2 separate regions of the Homo sapiens genome follow, and region 1 is linked to region 2. A link is a loop called in an ENCODE intact Hi-C map of the cell type or tissue named here. Cell type or tissue: MCF 10A. All regions are shown on one strand.

Region 1 (8,000 bases), 630 kb before region 2:
CTGGCTATTTGATAGTGGCTCTGTGTCTTCAGCCTTGGACCCTTGGGGGAGGTGAGTCTGCACTCTGCCTTGGCAAGGAGTCCAGAAGGAAGAACTCAGAGGTGTCACTTCCAACTGAACTTGTGGGAGGTGGCCTGCGTCTTCTACTCTGGTCTGCTTGTGTGTGCCTGTCTGCAGAAGACATTCTCTGTTGCAGATCTAGTGGGACTCCTAGAGCGCCCTGCATTTGTGAAAAACAATAGGAACTTAGCTCCTTATGGCCCAAATGCTGACTCAATATCAATATGATGTAGATATTGTACTTCCATGATGGGAGTCCCTTTCCAAGATTTTAACCTCTAAAACAAAAAGAAGTTTGGGAGATTCCAGGAAGGGTCTTTTTTTCACCGATGTCACAATTCCATGCATATGAATCCTGTTGAAGTTGTAGGCCTTGCTGGCTTAAGGGTTCCACATAGCAGAATGTGGCCGATAAAACAACTGTATGCTAGCTGAGCTTGGTGCAAATGACAACCCACACCATGCTTGCCCACTTCAGAACTGTTTGCATGCATGGGACAATTCGTATCCTATAACGAGATGCTGAGGTCCAACGCTACAAGTCTGTTTCTCAGTGAATTCACTTGGAGCCTCGTTCTGATGAGATTCACTGTCAGAGTAGCCTGAGCTGTCAGTGAATTTGACTCTTTTGTTAGAATGTCTTTATTGAACTTCATGATAGGCTCTCATGTGAAAAGGGCTGAAAAAATTGTGGCTGCTAGTGGTGCTAACTGTTCACCACTGGGTTATGGATAAACACTGCCTGGCACCTCAAGTAAGGAAGACCTGAGGTAATATCTTGACTGCTAAAAAATAGCTACTGGGATCTCAAAATGACACAATGAGACCACTTTTGTTTTCCTAAAAATATCCCTCTTGAAGGATGTTTGAGCCATCTAGGTAGCATTGTGACATCCATCTTGCTTCCAGTCCCATGATGCAGGGGAGTACCATAAAGTCACAGTGGTGGATTGTGACTGTGAAGATGAAATTTTGACAGCAACATCCACTTTATTCTAGTCTAGACCTGCCTGGTAAAAAGCAGTACCACTAGGTTGTGCTAGAGTATAAACATAGCACGATGTGCATTTCCTGGCAAATCTTTACTTTATTGGCTATTTCTTTCTTTCTTTTTCTTAAGAAAAAAAATTATCTGTTCTCTGTAACTTAGAAGAACATATCAGAAATATCATTGTGATCACTGTTGTTTGAAAAGAAGGGCCTTTGAATGACAATATTGTGATTTTTGTAAAGGCCGGAGGTAGTGAAATGCTCAGAATTATTTATACTTACTCCCAGATACCGCTTAGTCACCTTCCAACATCTGGTGCTCTGGGATGAGGACTACTGCTCCTCTTCAGTCTTCTCATTGGTGCCTCATTTTCTGTCTGACTTGTCAGCACTGGAAAGCTCAAGGCTATCTCTCGGGTTCTCTTTCTTCTCTTCTCTGTGTACTTTCCTAGGGCATCTTCCTCAGTCACATACCATGTGTATGTTAAGGGCAATGATGCCCCAGCTATATCTCTGGTCCTGACTTTTCCATGAAACTCCAGACTCATCTCTCCAGGATGACCAAACATTTCAGCCTTCTGGGACAGCTCTGCTTTATACCTACTCTCCTGTTATAATTATTAGTAGGGCTCATTTCTCTCTCAGAAGATTTCAGTCATGTCATCCTATACATGAGGTTGGTATTTAAGTCAGATCATGTCACTTTTCCAACTAAAATTCTCTTATAGGAAGGAAAGTAAATAATTGAGAACAATAATAAAATTGACTGTATCACTAAAATAGGCAGGGAACCTAGAATTTATTGAGTGCCATTGTGCTATGTTATTTGCATTTGTTCTCTCATTTAATTTAAAATTCATCTCAACTCTGTTTTGTGAGTATTGCTCTAGGTGATTTCAGCTACAGCAAAACACAACCAACCAACCAATCGAGAACAAAAATGTAAGGCTCAGAAAGATTAAAATAACTTGCTTAGGATTACACAGCCAGTAAAGTATTAGAGCTGGGTTTGAATCTTAGTTCTCTCTAGTGCTAAAGCTGAAGGATTATGTGTTTGTTTTTTTCCAATTACTTTGTTGATGTGATGGCTAATGTGTCAGCTTGAGTGGGCTAAGGGATGCCCAGGTAGCTGGTAAAGCATTATTTCTGGCAGGGTGTTTCTGGGAGAGATGAGCATTGGTTCAGTAGGCTGAGTAGAGAAGATCCACTTTCATCATTGTGGGTGGGCATAGTCTAATCTGTTGTGGGCCCGAATACAACACAAAGACAGAGGAATGATGAACTTACTCTCTCTTCTTGAGCTGGGACATTGGACACTTACTCTCTCTTCTTGACCATCTCTTGGTTCTCTGGCCTTCACACTATGGGACTTACACAAGCAGAGCAACCCCTACCCCTGATACCTCAGGTCTTCACACTCAACTAGGAGTTACACAGTCAGCTTCCCTGGTTCTTAGAACTTTGGACTTAGACTGAATTCTATTGGGTTCTCTAGGTTGCAGATGACAGGTCATGGGACTTCTCACCTCCATAATTACATGAGCCAATTATCACAATAAATCTCTCTCACTGGTTCTGATTCTCAAGACAACCCTAATACAGTTGGTAACCAAGCATCTTTCTTCATCTGGCCTCAGAAACACCTTTCTTTTCTTTTCTTTTTTTTTTTTTTTAACATGTTTTCGTGTTACTTAGGCCAGTTGCTTAGTGATCTATCAATGGTCATCATCAAAGTCTTGTTGAAGAGTTTTCCTGTGTGATTGTATTCATTAGAATTAGATTTGGCTATGGCTCATGGGAACTAAAATCACTATTTTATTCCTTTTTACATAAAGAAATCTGGAGGTGAGTGTTCTGGGGGTCCACACTCATGGCTCTGGTTTCCCTCCATCCTGATGTGATGCATGATTACCTGCCTTGAGAACACCCCGGGCTCTGGGATGGCTGCTGGGAATCCCCGCTAAAATTGGTCTGTTACTAAGGAAAATGGGGAGAAACCGGCAGTCTGCTCTCCTGACCAACTTTTTTTTCCCTTTATTTCTCAGTATTTGAGAATTTGTTTTTCAGAAGAAGTCTGAGTGTGTAAGGAATAAAGCCTAAAATGAGGTCTATTTGGCATCTGATTGACCTACCTGTAATTTCCAATTTTCCCTGTGTGACTATTGTGTTGAGCAAGTTTTGTAACTTCTATGACCTAGATACTTTACACAATTATCTCATTTAATTCTCACTAAAGACTCCAAAGTAAGAATTATCTCTATTTCACAGATGAGGAAACCAAGGCTCAGAATGTGTTTTTAGTGCATATCAAGCAATGTATAATGTGCAATGATTAACACTTCACGTGTGCACAAGAGGTATTCAAAACTCTTCTTGACCTGTTTTAATCAAAAGTTTCCCTCCTGATCATCAAATGGGACACGTCATCCTTCATATTTTTTCTTTTTCTGGGTTTTCACAGAAAAAGTAACAACAACAACTAAGCTTAATGTAATTAGAGATGATAGAAGAACATCATGGTTTTAACAAATTCACATGCCTGAAATCCAACCCCAGGACCTGTGATTTGGTGATTTGGATTGGTGCGGGAATCTGTAGTTTAGAAAGGTTATGTGTAACTCCATTAGTGAGCTTCTGGCACAAGAAGAATAACTGTCAAGACTTGCTCTGCGGATCTTAGTTTGGTATCTTCTTGATTTGAAAAGTCTCTGCTTATTCCAGTGTTTGTGCTGTCACATTAAACTGCTATCTCTGAATTTCTTGTTACACTGACATTGTTACCGTTCTCCTGGGTGTCAATATAATGTTTCTACTCAGAAAATCTCTCTTTCAAGAGATGGCCCTCACCTTTTCCCAGGTGGACTCAGTTCCATTTTTAAAGGTGCTGCCAAGGGCTTTAAAAGCAAACTCTCATTTGAGGTGCTGGGGAGCCCTAGTTCATCTTGTCTTTCTCCCTTTGCTTCTCTCTGGAGTAAAGGCTGGCAGAGGAGAATGAGAATAAAATTATTAAAAGTCCAAATTGGCAGGTAGGATTTCAAAGAACAAAATTAATTGTATTCAAGACACGTCTCCCCTCTGTTTATGCTCACAAAATGCTGTCTTTGCAAGAACTCTGCAGCACCACGTACACTGTTGGCCCTCTGCGAATCAGCACCAATGACAACATTATAATTACACTTCAAAAAAAAAAAAGGCAATGAGAAGTTGCATCTTAAATTTCCTTTATTTGGTTGCTCTAGGAGCTTCTGTTTGAGTACAGCATTGGAGAGCAGGTGCAGAGGTTAAAAATATGCTCATAAAAATCTAGAACCCAGTGTCTTTTTGTTACATTCATAATAAATAAGAATGCTTTCCTGGAGGCTCAGCCATTAAGGGAGGTGATGGGGCAGGAAATAGGAGTTCTTCTCTTGGATTCTGTTTATAATGCAGTCAAACAAGGGTAAGGAGGCTTAGCTAAAGCTTTTTTTGGGTGGGGTGGGGTGGTGGGACTAGCAGGCAAATTTGTACTAATAATTAACCATGAGCCTGTCAATTTCTCGTCTATTGTGCGAAAAAGTGTCTCTTGGCATAAGCATAATAATAGCAACTCCCATTTATGTAGCATCCACTGCTTACCAGACAGGGTACCAGGAACTTTACAGACATGATTTCAAGCTGCCACAGCAAAATTGTGGGTGAGTATTATGTAATACTCTGAGAGTCTCTGAGAGGGCACACAAGGGGTGCATAGCTAGTAAGTGTCAATACCAACATTTAAACCCACAGGGTCCAAAGTGCTTGCTCCTTTCTCTAGATTATTGGCTTGATTAGGACTCATTTGGTTGCAAGTAACTAAAGCCTACTTCTGAATTTCAACCAACTCAACTTAAACCACACTCTGGGTTTAGTAAAGCTAATATAATTCAATTTCAGTTTACATATAAAAGAGAATTTATCACAGAGATGCAAAGGTTTCTCATCAGACACTAAAGTGAGTCTGTGTCTCCTGAGTGAACTGGAACCAGTGCTTAAGTGTAGGTAGGACTCCTGCAGATTTTTGTCTTTGCTTTTTTTTTTTGGCACACCTCAGTTCACTTTTCCTTCTTGCTACTGATGGGCTTCTTCTGGCTCCTCTCTCAACTATCCCCACATCCTGCAAATACTGCCAACGGTTGCTGAGTTCAGCAGGACACAGTCAAGGCACCTGAAGAGACACCAGATTCAATAGTCGTGATAAGTGGACTGATTGGCCCAGCTTAAATGATCTGCCCCCCCGGACCCATCAACTGGGGCCAGTGGGGAGGTTAAAACTATAGGAACATGATGGACCCCACAATGGCTAGGTGGTATAAAAATGGAAGAGCATATCTCAGAAAAGTAGTTTGTGTGTGTGTGTGTGTGTGTGTGTGTGTGTGTATGTATTTGCACGTTTGTCTGTATGTGGAAACTAGTAGATAAAAGTTGTCCAGTATGACTGTGCAGACTGCAAGTATCTCCTGGTTGTGGGGTCCTAGTAGCTGCATAGTTTGCCACACATCACTTTTAATTCTATCCTTGTGGATGGCTCCCCACAAGGGACAAAAGTAGAAAGATTCGAGTGGTGCCTGAAGAAAGCCAAGGAAGAAAAGAATTTGTCCATAATCTGTTCTTAGCATCAAATCTAAATGTCTGTTAACTATTTACAAACTAACTCGATTTCCATTCATTCATGTACACATTATTCATTCATTCTCGCACTCATTCATCTACTCATTCATTCAAGTACTCATTATTCATTCGATATACTGAACACAAGAAACAAAGCCTCAAATATAGAGGCTGCCATTGCCTATAGGATAAAATCTAAACTCCCCATTAAAATCTAAACTCCCCATCCTGCCTTCCCAGGTCATCTTTTGCTTTCTCCTGCATGTACTTGGGGCTGTAAGATATGTTGCAATGTTCTTTTGCCTTTTTTACTTGATAGATGAACACCTATTGGCTTTAAGGCAAAGTTCCAGTATTCTCTCCCCAGCCTTGTCTTTGCAACACTCTCCTTGCTCTTAATGCAAAGCTAAGTCACTCCTAATGTTCCCATAGTACTCAGTGAGCCTGTCTCCAGGATGCCCATTAACCTACAGTGTACTTGTCTGTCAGTGAAAAGATGGTGTCCCCTCCTGGAGACACTTTGTCAAATGCTAAAAAATTGTATTAAGCATGCAAATCAATACTGATTGTGATGGTAGATGTGCCCTCTTAGACCTGGCCCCATGGAGAAGAGCACAAGGTGCATGGGTAGATGCAGTGGCTGTGAACCACCTCCACTGCACAACAGCCTGCGCTTTTCTGTTTGTGTGTCTGTCTCCACCATTGTGCCACTGGCACAAATTGTTTCTCACTAATTGTGGATCCCTAGTGACTAGCAGAACTCTTGGCACATTTTTGGTTCTCAATAAAGGTATTTTGGTTCAATGCAAAAATGAGTAAAATATAAGACAAGAGTATTAATTTCTCTAGAAATACCCCTTTGGCATAATAAATGTGTTTCTGGTTTCTGCCCCAAGGATAAAAGAAACTTTTGGGCTCATGTATTTCCTACTGCCTACTTCCCTCTCCTTTTCCCTTTAAGTTCTTGTTTGCTTTTATGGATTTTTTTTTTTTTTAAGATGGAGTCCCGCTCTGTTGCCTAGGCTGGAGTGCAGTGGCATGATCTCAACTCACTGCAACCTCTGCCTCCTAGGTTCAAGTGATTCTCCTGCCTCAACCTCCTGAGTAGCTTGGACTACAGGCATGTGCCACCATGCCTGCCTAATTTTTATATTTTTTAGTAGAGACAGGATTTCGCCATGTTGGCCAGGCTGGTCTCGAACTCCTGACCTCAGGTGATCTGCCCGCCTCAATCTCCCAAAGTTCTGGGATTACAGGTGTGAACCGCTGTGCCTGGCCCACTTTTATCATTTTTTATTATAGAAAGGGTCTATGGTCATTTTAGAACAATTGAAAATTGAATAAGCAAAAATAATTTGTCATTTTACTATTAAGAATAACAACTATTAATATCTACTTTCCCAGATATTTTTCTGTGCCAAAAATATACACCAATGTGGGTTATTTTTAAAATGAATTTAATCATCCCCTTTAAATAGAGATTAGGCAAATATGTAAATGTAAAAATCACAAAGAAATAGGTCTAAGAGGGACCTTATTTAAGATTAGAGTTTCAAACAGTGGTGCTTGCTACTTTGGGAGATGCTAAGTTCCTTGTCCCTGGATGTATTTTAAAAACCAAAAAGATTAGAAACTTCTTCATTTGCAAGTTGTAGGGGTGATTCATGTACTCGACAATAGTCATATTAAAGAACTGAAGTCTGAGTTTCTGATTCATTTGGAGAATCCTCATGGATTCTAAGAGGAACCCACGTTTCTAAAAGTGTCTGCTGTGTTGAGAGCCAGAAGGCCTAGCATTCTGTAGCCCTGTCTCAACCAGCATAATCCTGAAAGGCAGCCTCTCAGAGGTTAATCTTTGAACACACTCTTAGGTTTACTTAGGCTTTTCAGGTTGACAGATGAATTTTCGTTCCACAGTGTGGTATAGTTCAGTGTTGCCTAATGTAGTCATTGTGCAATTAGCATTAAATTAGTTATAAGATAAAATGAAACAAATTTGGCTTTTTGAAAAGGAGGACTTTCATACAAGGCCAAACTTAAGGGAAAGAAAGCCAGAGAACATTTCAACTCAGAAAGCAATTTGCTTTGCACAAGGAAGTCGGAAAATTACAGCCCATCATACCTAATTACTACACACATTTGCGTTTGAATGTGCGCTCTCCCTCCAAGGAACTGTCTCCAAGTTTCTTCCCCTTCACCTCTCAGCAGCCAGAATCTACTGCTGATGGAAAATAGTCATTGGAGCAACAGGATATTGTCCATTTCCCGACATGGTCACAGGAGGTTCTGACAGATTGAGTGTTGTACAGGGTCCTGTTGCAAAC
Region 2 (8,000 bases):
CAACTAACTTACTGTACCAGCTCCCATAAATAATCTATCCACCCTTAGAATAACAGACTTACCTTGGCACTTGGAAAGTACAGGAAATGGCAGCAACTATCATTATTACTTTTATCATTGTCCCTTTCAAAACCCTAATGCACTGGAAACAAGGGAGGATGCAAAGATAATTTTCACTCCTTAAACAGCAGGATGGCAGAGAGGACTGGATACCTCCAGGGTTTTGTGACACTAAGTTTATAAAGACCCTCCCTCTCCAGAAGGGTGGCCTAATGAATCACTGAGCCCTGCTATGAAGAGAAATGTTTATGGTTTTCTGATGCTGCAGCTGGCTAGTTCGATAACACTCTTAAATAACCCCTTTCACCTTTAAAGCCTGATACATTTGCCTCCTGTTTACTGTTCCAGGAGTTCTAAAGCTATAAAAATAACCTCACTTTAAAGAGGCAATACATTTTTTTTTAAAGCATAAAAGTGACTTGGCTAGAGCCTTAGTAATTTAAAGAATAGAAGCCCAGCAAGTACATTTCATTCACTACAGCTCAGTCTTCTATCAGGGAAGAGTTGGACAGTTTTGTCTCTTTTGTTGTAAAGTATAAAGAAGAAAATTGTTTCCCTAGCATCCCCATACTGGGATTGCCCCAGACCTTTCAGACATGGGAGCTCATGCTGAATTTCATTAACTAGGTAACCATTAACTGCTCTGAACCTCTGTATATATAAATTGAAGAGGTTAACATTTTTTGCTCCAGCTTGCCCACCCAGAAAGTTCTAAGATTCTTGACATAAAATTGTTGCCAGGTATGCCCCACACTCTTGTGTTCTTTTAGTCTGAAGATCTGAGGGAAGGAGTAAAATTGGGAGTTCTGCTAACATGCGAGTAGATTCAAGATGATCCAAAATTGTCCCTGATTTTAAGGAGATTGCTGTCTAATTGGGGACATAAGACTGAAATAGAAAACAGTCAGTGTGAAGTTGAGTGATGATTATGGCACACAATTTATAAGTGCTTGTAGAAGATTAGTAGACAGTGTGATTACATCCGTTCAGAAATGGCTTCATGGGGAGCTGGGTAGACAGATGAATGAGTGTTGGACAGATCAAGAAAAAGAAGGTGTTCTATTCAGGATCTTTTTACTGGCAAAGATAAGGAAATGATGTAAGGTATCCCAAGTAAAAATCAAGTTTTAATACAATGATAAGGTATTTTGTGAATTCCAGTTAGGAAAGAAAATACAGCCAAATTTTAGGTGAATAGAAATTGATAACTGGAATGCCGCAGGATCCAGAGGTGAGATCCCCTCCATCCCTCAGAGGATACACAGTTGACTATAGATCCTCAAGTATACCTGCTCAACCTCCTCTCTCTCAGAGGACACATGGAAGAACGACTGCTTACTCTTTATTTTGCCTGGGAGCACACTCAAATGGCAGCTCCAGCCTCTGAATGGTAAAACTCCTCTATGTGGGCAGAACACTACACATCATTTGCTACTAGCCAGTCTTTTGATTGCATCCTCACAAGTTAGGGGACCACTGTGGTTTGTCAGCTATGCCCAAGGGTAGGGTCACATAGTACAGAGGACTTTTCGTTCCAAGGGCTACAGGCAGGACTGTTTATATTAGCAGGAAAAGGTTCCTCAACAAGGAAGACAAACAATACTGCTGGTGCAAAGTGTCACATCAGGTTACAGAAAATGAGGGGCAGAAACACTGAGCCTGTAAAGAGAATTTCCTAGCCCAAGTGAACAGTGGTCTAAGGCAAAGCAAAAAAAAAAAAAAAAAAAAAAAAAAAAAAAAAAAAAAAAGAATTCAACCAGATGAAGCATGGCTTTGAAATTCAAGGAAATGATGAATGATTAGAAAGAAAATAAGCACTGATAATGTAAATAAATAGGATAATGGATTTTGACCATTATGGTGGGGACAATGTTGAAGTCTTGAACTATAAGACATCATAGTTCTGCATGTTGATGAAGTCTCTTGAAATTTAGATCAGGAGGCAATCAAACAGCAATGAGAAAGGAACTCTATACACTGTTCTAATTGACCTTCAGGAAAAGAATTTAGTCCCTTACTGAATTTTGAAACACCACAGCTTGATGAAAAAGATCCTTGGCTCCAGTTTCTAATTTAGCTTTAATATTTGCTAGCAGACATTTTTTTTTTAACCTCTCCTTGTTTTAGTTATTCAATCTGCAAAACAAAAGGACAATGCTTACATTTAAGAGTTATTTTAAGAATTCATACAGTGTGCCTAGGATAGTGTCTGGTATATGGTAGATGTTTTATAAATGTTAATTTCAGTTTTTCTCTATTCCTCTTCAGATCTAGGTCCATATTAATTCTCTTTATCCACTGGAGTTTTTTTTTTTTTTAAACTATGAGTGGCTTAAAACCCATGCCACGCTAAAGATGATGAAAGGGAAGGGTAAGCTTTTTTGTGTGGAGAGGAGGGTTGAGAGGCCGGCAGTGACTCTGAACCAGCAGTGAGGCATTGAGCCATCTATACTCACTGATGACATGGCTATTCTTTTTATTGGGCATACATAAAGAAACGTGACCCAGACTGCAAAGGACCAATTGTGTCACAGCTTCTTTCCTAGAGGATTTCCTTTTTGTACTTTTTATGAGCCCCTACAAATGGAATCAGACGGCATGGCTTTTCCAGACATTTTGTAGAGGAAGATTGATTAAAATTAGTTACAGATGAAACAATGCCCTCTGCTTTTGTCGAGTCCCTTTGTCAAGAAATATATGACAGAAGTGACTAAACTCTTCTTTACCCACACTTTGGCAAAAGCCAAAAGTTGTTTCTCTGTTAATCTGACCTTATCCTTATTTACCAATGAGGCTTTCTTTAGCTTGTTGTTCCCATGGGCTTGAAGTATCACGAGATCAGATTATGGGATGCAGGGAAGGAAAAAGAAGCACCTACCCTCATCTTCTGTTTGTCCCTATGTTCTGCCTATTGCCTCTGCCTCTCCAAGTTACCTCCCCGTAGGCCAGTCTCAGGGCTGTGGCTTTCCCAAGGATTTGCCCATTTTGCCACAGAGAGGGACTTGGACTCTGATAATATTGCCATTAGCAGTGTCAGAAAAGAACCTCTTTCCTTCAGTGCTCTATTCATTCCTCTGATAGAATCTGGGTAAATACAAGTCTCCTTATGCAGAATAAACAGTCCCTGCTGCTCTCTCTGCTTTGGTCTGTTAGTCACTAAATTAAATTCTGCATTGGAAAGAATCAGAAGCCTACAGGTAGCTTAGTTCAGCAAATAATGAGAAAACCAAACTGAAAATCAACATACTTCAATGCTTGTTATATGGATAAATTCTGTGGACGCTGTGGGGGTAATAGTATCATATATAATTTATTCAAAAAATTTGTATTTTGTTTTGTAGCACCTAGATGAAAGCAGGGCTCAATAATTGTAAGCTGGATGAATGGATGCATTTTGAAGACTCCCAAGGAGCGTGGTCACAGCAATGTTAAAGACTTGAACATATAGCTCCTCAAGACACCCAAGTTATATTTTTCTTTAAAAAGTATTTTTTTAAATTATTTATTTCGATAGTTTTATTAAGGTGTAATTTACGTATCTTAAAATTCATCTACTTAAGTGGGCTATTGACTTTGCGATTATTTTTGACCCAACATTTGTTATAATGGAAGGAAGGAAGAATATCTCTCTGACTGAAACTCTAGGGGAGCCTAAGGGGGTTAAATGTTATCATCAAATCTGTCACTCCCCTAGGTTCTGGGGAACATCTTTCAAATCCACTTCATCCTATTTTCATCCTTACAGCTTCTCAGAACCACCTGGGCTGTTTTTCCCCTCTTAGTAGGCTGAGCTTCTGGCAAGAGAGCGTCCCCTGGTGTCGGGTTGTGAGATGAAGGTTGTGGCCATAGTGCATGTGGGATCTTCACTTACATACACTGGGGAGCGTTCTTACCTGAATAACCCAATGGACCTCCATTAGAGGAGTGTGCTTTTAAAGTGCAGATTCCCAGGTTTCACTTTCCAAATGGCTGGTTCTGGAGGGCTAATGTAGGCCCAAGAAATCTGTATTCTAAAGAAGACCCCAAGGGGATTCTGATGCGGATGATCCCTGAAAAATATCTGAGAGCTTCTGAATGACCTTATAGCAATATTGGAAAGGTTATGAGTTGGAAATGTTGACTGCCCTAGTCTAACCAGTTCTAGCTTTAACTACCTAATATGGCCTTTCCAGTGTATCTGATCACACACCCCCATCCCCCGCAACACACACACGTCTACACACAATCTTTATTTTTGACAAAAAGAAAAGACAAGTTGATATGGGTAAGTTAGGAAAAGATAACTTAGAAGTAAAATAAATCATAATTTTCTGGGAAAATATTTTTTAGAACAATGCCATCTTATTTAAATATATATATTTACTTTCAAGGGATACAGATACATATGCATCCACCCTTCCAAATGTTAGCTGAGACCAGATTCTTGCTGAGAAATGAATGAAATGGGAGATTCAACTCTAGTTTAAAACACAAACATTTCCAATGACTAACGGTTTCCTGCCACCTTAGTTAAGGCAGGACTTCCTATTGACAGGAATAATTAGCTTTGGAAATAAAAGTGGAAATGGAAACTAAGGATGCTAGCTGACGAGCCCGCTTTGCATATTTATATATTCTGCCATGTCTTTGCATTGTGCTTTCTGCTCAGGAATAAATTTGCCTTTATTGTTTGTCCCGGCCTACCCCATTCTCACAGAGCTCCTGCCGTGCCAACAGAGATATGAAACAAGGCCAAGTGATCTGCTATTGAAGCTGGAAGAAATATCTCCCTCCCAGTGACCTTCCTAGATAATGAGCAGATATGGTTTTCTAATATAAAGGGAATAAATCAAGGGACCTTTCAGGGAATCAGGGCAATAACAGTGGAGTCCAAGACCATCAATTCCGAAAGCAAAGGGCAGAGGCACCTTTCTTTATAGATCAACATTAGACTAAGGCAAGAAGGGAGACATTCACCCCCAGAGGGGGGGAGGAGTTAAAATAGATCAGCTCTCCCTTCCCCGTGTTTCTCCCACCCTCCCTCTTTGCACTGAGTCCTGAGACTAATATGGGAGAAAATCACACTTTCACAGGATGTCTCACTCGCTGTTATTTTCTATCAGTTGAGTTAATACATAGTTTTGAGAGATGGGTTGTTTGTCTTTGCCTTTAACTCATTATAATTTTTTGGTGTGAATTCAGTGCTAGACCCAGGTGCCAGATTGGTGTCATTCTGCAAACCTCTGTTGATCTGCGGAGCAGCTCTATCCTGCTCTTGGTCTTCATCTGAAACCATTGATCTCTCTCGAGAAGTACCTATTAGGGATAGGGCTAAAAGCGGGGCCAGGAAGAGTTTGGGACCAGGTGGACCACTGGGGGAAGACAAGGTAATAGAGTATGTCTTTCCGTAGACGTACTGCTGTTTGCTGATCCATTTCTTATATATGTAGCACCAAAATACACCAGTGAAAACAAAGGAGAGAGTATGTTTAATTCAAGGAATGACATCCTGGCATATTAAGAATAAACATATAGATAATTTTGATAGAAATAATTGCTATTTGCTGAGGTCTTAGTATGTGATGGGCATTGTGCCCAATCTTTCTGAATATATTAACCTTGAAGAAGGGGTATTATTATCCCCATTTAAAAAATGGGAATATAGAGGCTGTAAGTTTACATGACCTGCTCTGAATTACACAAGTATAGAAAATATTAAGTGAAACATTATATTGAGGGCCGTCTGACCCCCAAAGTCCGTTGTTTTAAACATGCATCTATGCCACAGGAAAAGTTGTCAGTAAATGGTCTAAAAAGGAGGTGCAGAGAACTGGGAACTACTGCCCAGAGAGGCTCAGTCTTTTTCTGGACCTTATGTAGGAACCAGTTTTTTGGACCAAAATCTTGGTCAAGGGGAGATGGCATTGAGGGCCTGGCATTTTCAAATACTACGTGGTGCATGTCAGATTTCAGAAATTTTATTTAAATCCCACCTCCCGATTTTATCTGTGAAGAAACAGACCTAAAGGGGAAAATGGATTGTCCAAGGCTGAGCCGAAATTGTAACTCAGGTCTTTGGTGTATAAGCCTCTCCTACTGGTAGCCAGTCATTATTTGGTGGCAGTTAAAACATCTTGTTAACGCAGTAAGATCTATTTAGCTCATCTTTCCCATGACACCTGGAGAACCCCAGGCACTTGGTCTCACACAGGCTGTCAGCAATAGATTTGGGACAGAAACTCACAGCCCAACACCATGGGCACCAGAGCACATCTGGTCTAAGATACTCTGATGTCTCTCTTTCAGGTAGAGAATACAGCTCCCATTCTTTGATGTGCTAAGAAGCCAGGGCAGTGCAGGATAGTGACCCATTTGGTTCCTGTTGGGGCTTCTTGTGGTTATGCCTCTCACCTAGTACTTCATCCCAGTAAGGGCCTCCCCTCTGCCTCTTTTCTCCCTTCCCTGAAGTCTGTTCACCACACTGTAGCCCAAGAGAGTTTTCACAACACACCTGGTTATGTTTCGCTCTTATTGACAAGATGAAGTAGACTCCTTCCGCACATCCTTCTTCACATGACTTATGCATGACCTTGTAAGAAATGGTTGTTTCTTGTTCTGTAAACCCATCCATATTGAAAAGGTTTTATTTCTTCAAACATGACATATGTCTCTTGCCTCTGAGCCTTTAACCTTGCTATTCCCAGTTCCTAAATCTTTGTATGTCTGGCCCAAGTCCTGGTCATTCCTGAGGTCTCAGTATAAACATCACTTCACTCAGTAAGTTTACCCTTGATTTTTTTATTTTGGGTTCAGAACATACCTTGCACAGAGCTCAGGCCTAGACTTATCACCCCATATTATAATTCCCTGATCGTGCACATCAGCCTCCACCGATAGACTGTGAGGTCCCAGGAGCTGGTAACCATGTTTGTCTGATTTACATTATATCCCCAGTGCTTAGGAGAAGGTCCAGCACAAAATAGGTACCAAACAAATATTTCTTCAATGAAGCACTTATTGGATGTTTTGTGAACACATCCTTTCTCTTCTGTGTATTTTATGGCAGCCACTGTATCTAGTGTTGGTCATTAAATGGAGAGGAAATTAGTATGACGCTGGCCCCCTAAAGACTTCAGTCTATTGGCCGAAACACATGTAACTATGCAACAACATAGGCACACACAAACAATATAACTATAAATTCTGATAAATATTCTATGTAAACATTACAAGAGACCCTATTACATGGTGACCTAAACTTTTTCAATCATAGATTACCTTCTGATACTGTTTAACTATTAAGGAATTGATAAGATCGCATGAAAAAATATTCAGTAACTCAGCAATTAAGTGGCATGCTCATTTCCATAATGGAAACTGGAAGTGAATAGGGATGATACCACCAATGTCTCAGCTTCACAGCCCCCCGAGCATATGCACCCCAGGACTCTAGAGGGATCACTTTTGCCCTTCCGCCTTTAAAAGAGCATGGGCCCCAAATATAGGCCATGATTTCATGCTGCTTTTCCTTAGAAATCCATGGCCATGAGAGGAGAATGTAAGAGTATTTTCCTGCCTCAAATAATGCTTATTAAGGAGTTTGTAAAAATATTTGAAAGAAAACAGTAATAGCCCATGTCTCCATTGTCTAGATGGTTGCTGATGACATTTTGTAGATTAAAGTAATATACAAACTTAGTTAGAAAATTAAACTGACAGATAAAAATTGAAATAAATAAAAATAATAAAACATACAAAATTGCAAAATGTCTAAGTATGAAAGTCTAAAAAACACGAAGTGAAATTTCTTGCCAAAGGCAATAATTCTTTTCTTTTATTATTATACTTTAAGTTCTAGGGTACATGTGCACAACGTGCAGGTTTGTTACATATGTATACATGTGCCATGTTGGTGTGCTGCACCCATTAACTCGTCATTTACATTGGGTGTATCTCCTAAT

Evidence for each region. Peaks named below come from ENCODE experiments on the same cell type or tissue, not always from the same donor. Only the 100,000 strongest peaks of a DNase experiment are listed, where the experiment ranks them.
Region 1: it touches region 2 in a loop (4-fold over the local background); 2 of 110 quality-filtered maps call a loop at or near these places.

The regions. Positions count from the first base shown.
Region 1 is chr15:86,114,244-86,122,243 of GRCh38, forward strand. All of the region lies in intron 1 of AGBL1 (AGBL carboxypeptidase 1), which reads left to right. LINC01584 (long intergenic non-protein coding RNA 1584) reads right to left here and starts at 2,474. Exons shown (of 6, transcript NR_120368.1): 1 at 2,372-2,474. RefSeq lists an enhancer at 7,991-8,000. In MCF 10A, no CTCF peak of the experiment used is centred here; no DNase peak of the experiment used is centred here.
Region 2 is chr15:86,739,614-86,747,613 of GRCh38, forward strand. All of the region lies in intron 22 of AGBL1 (AGBL carboxypeptidase 1), which reads left to right. Among named protein-coding and RNA genes, the nearest start is that of AGBL1-AS1, 430 kb to the left of the region's middle. In MCF 10A, a CTCF peak has its summit at 3,870 (motif pointing left); a DNase peak (open chromatin) is centred at 3,878.